Linked DNA regions of Homo sapiens: region 1 is linked to region 2. The links are chromatin contacts, found by Hi-C or POLR2A ChIA-PET in ENCODE. All regions are on one chromosome and are shown on one strand. Each heading gives the region's core, a stretch centred on a gene start or an enhancer-like site at or near the end of the contact. The rest is flanking DNA. Distances are from core to core; before and after follow the strand shown.

The links. A loop is a pair of places that touch in the nucleus more often than their neighbours do. ChIA-PET counts read pairs that join two places held with the same protein, here RNA polymerase II (POLR2A). Pooled maps may share reads with other maps.
Region 1: a map of CD4-positive, alpha-beta T cell shows a loop between it and region 2 (2.4-fold over the local background). The contact joins two enhancer-like sites. A Hi-C loop is called at or near these places in 6 of 168 maps with a recorded cell type or tissue (CD4-positive, alpha-beta T cell, CD4-positive, alpha-beta memory T cell, CD8-positive, alpha-beta T cell and 2 more) and 11 of 50 pooled maps. POLR2A ChIA-PET finds 5 or more read pairs at or near these places in 11 of 52 experiments (CD4-positive, alpha-beta T cell, CD4-positive, alpha-beta memory T cell, CD8-positive, alpha-beta T cell and 7 more).

The regions. Positions count from the first base shown.
Region 1 is chr2:181,141,168-181,144,559 of GRCh38, forward strand. All of the region lies in intron 1 of LINC01934 (long intergenic non-protein coding RNA 1934), which reads left to right. Among named protein-coding and RNA genes, the nearest start is that of LINC01934, 19 kb to the left of the region's middle. Within about 2 kb of position 1,569, at least 3 of the 41 ENCODE cell types and tissues checked have a DNase peak (open chromatin) inside an H3K27ac peak, as active enhancers do; they include CD4-positive, alpha-beta T cell, where a contact is called at or near this core.
Region 2 is chr2:181,105,144-181,108,355 of GRCh38, forward strand. No RefSeq gene overlaps it. Among named protein-coding and RNA genes, the nearest start is that of LINC01934, 17 kb to the right of the region's middle. RefSeq lists an enhancer at 1,832-2,333. Within about 2 kb of position 1,853, at least 5 of the 41 ENCODE cell types and tissues checked have a DNase peak (open chromatin) inside an H3K27ac peak, as active enhancers do; they include CD4-positive, alpha-beta T cell, where a contact is called at or near this core.

The DNA of each region.
Region 1 (3,392 bases), core at 319-2,818, 36 kb after region 2:
TAACTTCCTGAATGTGTTTTCCTTTCTTTCAACCTGAAGTCAAAGGCATTACTACTCTTTGACCTGATTTCTCATACATGAGTGTTTACCTATGACATTTTCAAAATAAAAATGTGTTTCAATGAAAATTGTTCCCTTTGGTTCATTTTCAGTGTTGTTTTATATTAATACTAAACAAGGTCTTTTACCTGGAGGAAAATAATACTGATTATTTAGAAACTGGCATTTTAACTGTTCCCTCATGACTTCAAATGCATATGGGATCCTTTTACCCACGATTACCCCTTGCTTTGACTCTTTAGATGTTTTAAAAGGGAAATGTCTTTATATAAAAAATGTGCCTGGGCAATGAAAGAGAAGAATGTATATTTTGCAGAAAACCAAGCTCTTCCTCCATCACTAGCAAAATTTCTAGCTCAGTCTAATCCTCCACTTTCTCTTTCTTGAATTCCAGCAACAACCTCCCAGCTTGTTTCTCCATAGGTACTCTGACGCCCTCTAAATTGTTGTTTGCATGAACAATTCATATTTGATTATATTAACCCCTTCTTCTCTTCTATATACCTATGCTTAAAATTCTTTAATGGTGTTCCTTTGTCCTTAGGAAAAGAAGACAAACTCTTCAATATGGCTTACAAGGCTTGGCTTCCTTTTCCAGCCTCATCTCATTCACTCCATGCTTTCCCTTTTCTGAGCTCCAGTCTCACTTTCCCTTTTTCATGCCCTGAAAGCCCCATGCTCCCTGTTACCCACACGTAGCTCCTTGTACTTTAAACATGATTGTTCGTAGCTTTCACTCTGTTAGTTTCATGGTTTCTTCAAATACTAACTAAGTTATCACTTCCACAGAGAAGCTTTCCCTCTCCAACATAATTTGTTTTTTTCCCACAGAATTATATTCCCATAGCACTGGCTTTTTCTCCTTTATATCACTTAATATAGATGAAAATTTACATTTATTTTGTGTAATTACTTTAATATTTATCTTTCTTATTACACAAAGGCAGGGATTATGTTTTTCAGTTTTTGTTTGTTTGATTTTGCTTAACTTTGTATCCCACCACCTAAAATAATGCCTGCAATGTGGTAGCAGCTCTATAAACACCTTTTTTTCTTCAGATAAATGAAAAAAAATGAAATCATATGGCAAGAATTTGAAATAAATCTTTACTAAGTCTACTGTGATTATTTAAGACTAGAAATTATGGCCATTAAGCTACCTAATTGTATTAGAGTTTTCTTGGATCAGATGATTTTGGCAAACAAATTGAACTTGAAAGAGGGGATTGCTGTAATTTCATCTGAATGGACTCTACATGGAAAGTGTCTTGACACATGAAAGAAGACGAATCTGGGATGGATGCTAACCTTTTTGGTCTTCACAAATAGAGATTGGGAGTTGATCAGCATGTCCAAAATGCCAATGTGAGGAAATATGTAGTCATACTGTAACAACATTTATTGAGTTATTACTCTGTGTTAGACATGCTAAGTTCTAAACCTGTGTAACTCATTTATATTCTCAGCAGTCTTCTGAGATGTTCGTAGTATTGTCATCTACATTTCATAGAAGAAGAAACTGAAACAGGTTAGGTAACTTACTCGTGGTCACAGAGGTAATTGGTGGATTTGAGGATTCACAGGATTCTAAAATCGAGTTGCTGCACTGCCTTCTTTAAAAAATTAACATTTTTGAGTTTTGTCTAGGAAGTGGGAGTAGGAAATGAACAATTTGTTTTGTCATAAGTAGAAGTATGAGAGGAACACTTATCTTTAAGAATAAGTGCAGACTTTTTGCTCTCCTCAAAATATCATCTTCATTATAATTCCAAAAATATAATGAAAGAAAAATTAAAATGATAACCTATCTTATTCTTACAATTAACTTAAGATTTTTTTGAGTTATTTCCATCTATATACTGGAATCTTAATACTGACCTTGGCATTAAAGTCCAGGTAGTATTAATAATATGAATGTTACATTTGTGTTATTATTCTACAGTTTATTAAGTGCTTTTACTTATATAGTGGATTTAATTCTTCTGAATACTTCATAATTATATCCATTTTAATAATATGAAGGTGAGTGTTAGAGCTCTCAAGCATACAGTAGACGGCTAAGTTAGGGCTAGCCTATAGATTCTCTGACTTTGGTCCAGCACGAAGGCTTTTCTATGACAAAGCCCTTTAAATGCATGAAACTTATAGAGCCATCTTCTTCTGGAATACATATCTGCATATAAAGGGTCTGAGCACTACTCAGCATATGCTGAAATATTTTGTTGCAATGTGTTTTGAGTTCTGCTGTGAAATTTTAGTAAAATTGATTAAACAGTTTTTCCTATGGAAAAGAGAAAAATGAAATCATTTTAAAAAGAGAATCACCATTCAAGATACACACACATATACATATTTTCTTCATATATACTTTATACATAAGCATTAGTATTTATTTTACAAGACTGCAAAAGAATTATGATTAACATTTTCTTCAGAGCTCATTAGAATCATGATTTCTAGTAAACAATAAACTGACCTTAATGTTGCTATTTTCTTATTGTTAGCTGCTGGGAATAACAACAAATACAAAACATTTAAATATATGGTAAAACAATTAAAATGGCATTTTTGTGATATGTCATATTAAGGCACAAAGGGCAGAGTTTTTAATGTAATAATTATGGCCTTTATTTTCCTGAAAGTTTGTTTTCTTCAAGTTTTCTTTTTAATCTTGCTCTGTTTACATCAAAGCTTTAAAACTATCTTCAGTGTAACCTTAGCACAGGAAATGAATGACAGCAGGGTAGCTGGTCTGACCTCAAGACCTCCATATTTTTACTTTGAGGGCCTCAGCGCTCACATGTACTGAAACTCTACCAGCATATAGCAAAGTGCAGTGAAAATAAAATCAGAAAAGACTTCCTCAAGGTTGTTTTTTTTTTTTTCATAGCCCAAATAATAGTATCATGTGCATTTCCCATCAGGTTTGGTTTAGAATTTTCCATACTGTGTTTATATTGATACGTTGCCACAGTGCCTCCTACTGTGGTAGGAAGTTGGGAAATCTATGGTTGTATAAAAGTATGATAAAGAAATGAATTCAATTTTATTTTTAATTAGAACATCCCTAGATATAAACTGATAAGGTCAGCCAGGAGTTGTATCAGAATTTGCAGTTGGTTATCTAAAATCAAAATCGCAGGAGGCAATGTTCCTATGTTCTAAGTTGAAAGCTGAAATGTTGCAATGTTTATGTTTTTTAGCAAAATACAGTAAGTAGTTCCTTTTTAACAGTTTTGACCTTTTCAAAGAAATTAAAGGCCAGAAAACCTCACATGTTGTTGTAGTCCTCCATCGGTGAAGCAGAAAATGTTATCAAGTATTGTATGTCT
Region 2 (3,212 bases), core at 603-3,102:
GCAGCTGCCCACTATGATTTTACCTTATTGACTGCAATTCAGTGTTTATGCACAACCTTGTGACATTGATCTTCATCTTAATGGCTAAAATATATTTTTTAAATGTTTTGAAATTTGAGATAAAAATATTTTTCTGTATATGAATTACCTTAATTTTTGGAAATGTACCTTTTCTCTTTTAATATTCTGAATATGTGCTTAGAAATTTTGGATCAGTTAATTCTCTTTAAACCACAGAAGAAAGTAATCCAGTATCAATATTGAAGAATCTTTGCTTACATTAGAACTGTATGATCATTTCAACACTTAAACTCTGCTGAAATTCTGTTTAATGCATTTAGTACAAGAGTGTGGTTGTAGTTATCCTGTAAAACATTCTTCTCAGAGCTGGCACACGTTCTACACTTATGTAGTGTCCTTGTTGGATTTGTAGAAACGGATCTACGAGGGCTCCCCTGCTTTGTCTTAGCATTTTTATGTCAACTTGAAAATCCCTATCTTTCTAAGAAGTAACCTTACAACAAGGTACTTACTGATTTACTTGGATGAGTCAGTTATTTTTGGATAAGTGTTGATGCATATCACCTCATTCTCATAGGGATTGAGGGTTCTACATACCATTTTTATTAGCATTCCCTGGGTTAGAAAATACTGTTGGCATTTTAGCTAAGTTGTCTTACAGGTTTTGATGATAATAGGGCTTTCTTACCATTTAACTTGTAGTCTTCCTAATGAAATTCTATGATTTGGTATCTTTTAACATTAAACTTGAAGACTTCATTTAAGGCATTTGGTGTTTAACTAAAAGCAAAATGGCTTCTTTGTACCTGTTTACACATTAGGAAAAAAAACAAAAAATGAGCACAGACTCCAACTCCATGGAAGAACACTGTTAAAAGAAGCATCTCTTAGATGATGAAAGCATTATAGCACTGTTCCAGTAAATAGCACCAACTGCAGCTGATTCTTTGGTTTTATTAGGAAAGATAGCACATTTTGTGATCTGCAACGTTTAAATCAATTGAACTATAGTGAAATCTCTCCCCTGAAATATCTATTACACAGCTTGCAACCTTTTGTTTAAGAGATTAAGTTTGCATCTCCTCATATTATCTCCTTGTAATTGGAAAACTTTCATTTTGACAGAGAAAATGTGCCAGTATCCCTGTGAGCCTTGCCACAAGCCAATGCAGAATGCCATCTGGAGGATGCATGCCCAAGTCATGCAACAGCCTCCTGTCGGGATGTATCAGGAACTTTGCAACAGAACAACTAATAACATCTTAAGCTCCATTTGTCTAGCTCGCTAGTCCTCTTGGCAGAGGTCATACCAGCAGTGGTTTTGTTGATTTGCTGCATCAAATGTAATTAGGCTAAAGCACTCACTGACAGAGCCTCTGATAATGGCATAAAAGCCTCAGGCTTAAATTTACCCATTGAGTCAAATTTAAGTGGATCAACAAAGACATACTAATTTCATCACTAGAACAGTAAAACAATTATTTTTAAAGGTGCTTATTTGGGACAACAAGATTTTCCTTTCTTTGGATCTCATAATTGTTTTATTTTAATTTTAATTTTAATTTAATTTAATTTATTTTATTTTACTTTTTAGTCGCTGGCTTCCAATGAAGTGGTTGATGTCTCTGACTAGGAAAGACAGTTTCATGTGTACACAAGCCATATATCCCTTCTGAATCTTACTCTCAAGTACCCTGTGGAAAATGATGAGATGTTTTTGTCAGGTTATATCCAAATAACTTTGAACTCTACCAGTTGCATACTCATAAGGGTAGCAGTAACATTATTACTGACCTTTTAACCCTTGCTTACTGGAAAACTCCAGTTGTACCAGTGGCCTCTTTATAAATGAGTCACTTTCAGGCTATGACTAAGATGAAGAAAGCATTACTTAGGGTTAAATTTAGGTCAAGTCTGGGCCCAGAGCACAAGACAGGCTTTAGTTGTTGTTAAGAGCCATAAGAAAACTATGAAAAGCATTTCTGCCTTATGCAGAGAAGAAACAATTCAACAGAAATAAGGTTTAACAGTTTCCTGCATAAATATTGTAAAGCAAGTCAGCAGGGGTCTGTGTTAGAGTGAGAGAGAGCTTGCAGGTGGTCTCAGCAGGAAGGAAGCACTTCCCTGGAATGCCTATATGGATGATCTGGATGAAGCTTTTTAAGAATTAGCAAAGAAATTAAGTATGATGGAATAAACAAGATAATAATAATATGTGAAATGTACTCTTTTAATTCATTTCTAAATTTTCTCTTGTGTTCACTGGTTTTCAAATATACCACCAGCACTAGAACTCCTAAGAAATCACTCTGAAATTTCCAGGGCATGGCAATGATTTCTGAGGATTTTGTACCTCATCGTGGAATTTGACTTAGTTTGAGTTCTAGGTATACTGCTTTTGATGATAGCAATAGGCACACGTGAGAATGAGGTTAAGTAAGTGTTTATTTGAGGATTTAATATTGTACACACTCTAGGAGTAAAGCAATTATCATGCTGTTAATTTCATATTCATGTATGGCTTATTTATTTGCTGTTTACCTCTCTGCATAATGAAAATGCCATGGAAATCTGCTTCTTCTAGCACTCTAATTTTAAATGAAGCTAAATGTTATGTATAATTTCAAGATACAGATTGCTAATTTCATTCTATTTTAAATACTGTATGCATGAGAAGCTTCTATGTTCTTGCAGAATCCATCTTTAACCAGAATCGAAGCATAATTTTCTAAGTAATTATGGAATAGTTAATACATTAAAATATGAATCAGGAGCATCATAGGCATATTTTGAACCATATAGTTTTCTAAACCTATATATATATGTATGTGTGTGTGTGTGTGTGTGTGTGTGTGTGTATTCCCTATCTCAGAGTCAACACCTTAGTTACTTTTCTGACAAATAAAATATAGTCATAACATAATCTCTCTTATTGCTCCTACTGATAAATTATTTGCATCTGGCTTACTTGTAATTTGGTGGCAAAATCAATGTTTGGTGAAATGATTCTGAAAACTTCAGGGGCACTATAGTTTTCATTTATTTACATGATATGCTATTTTTAAAGAACCAGTCATTGCCAGAATTCTACGTTAGTTCATCTTCTGAGAATATAATGGGAAAAAAAAGAAAGAAAGAAGTTCATATCTAATGTACATGGAGTTTTCTTCTCCAGTCTGATAATTCACTCA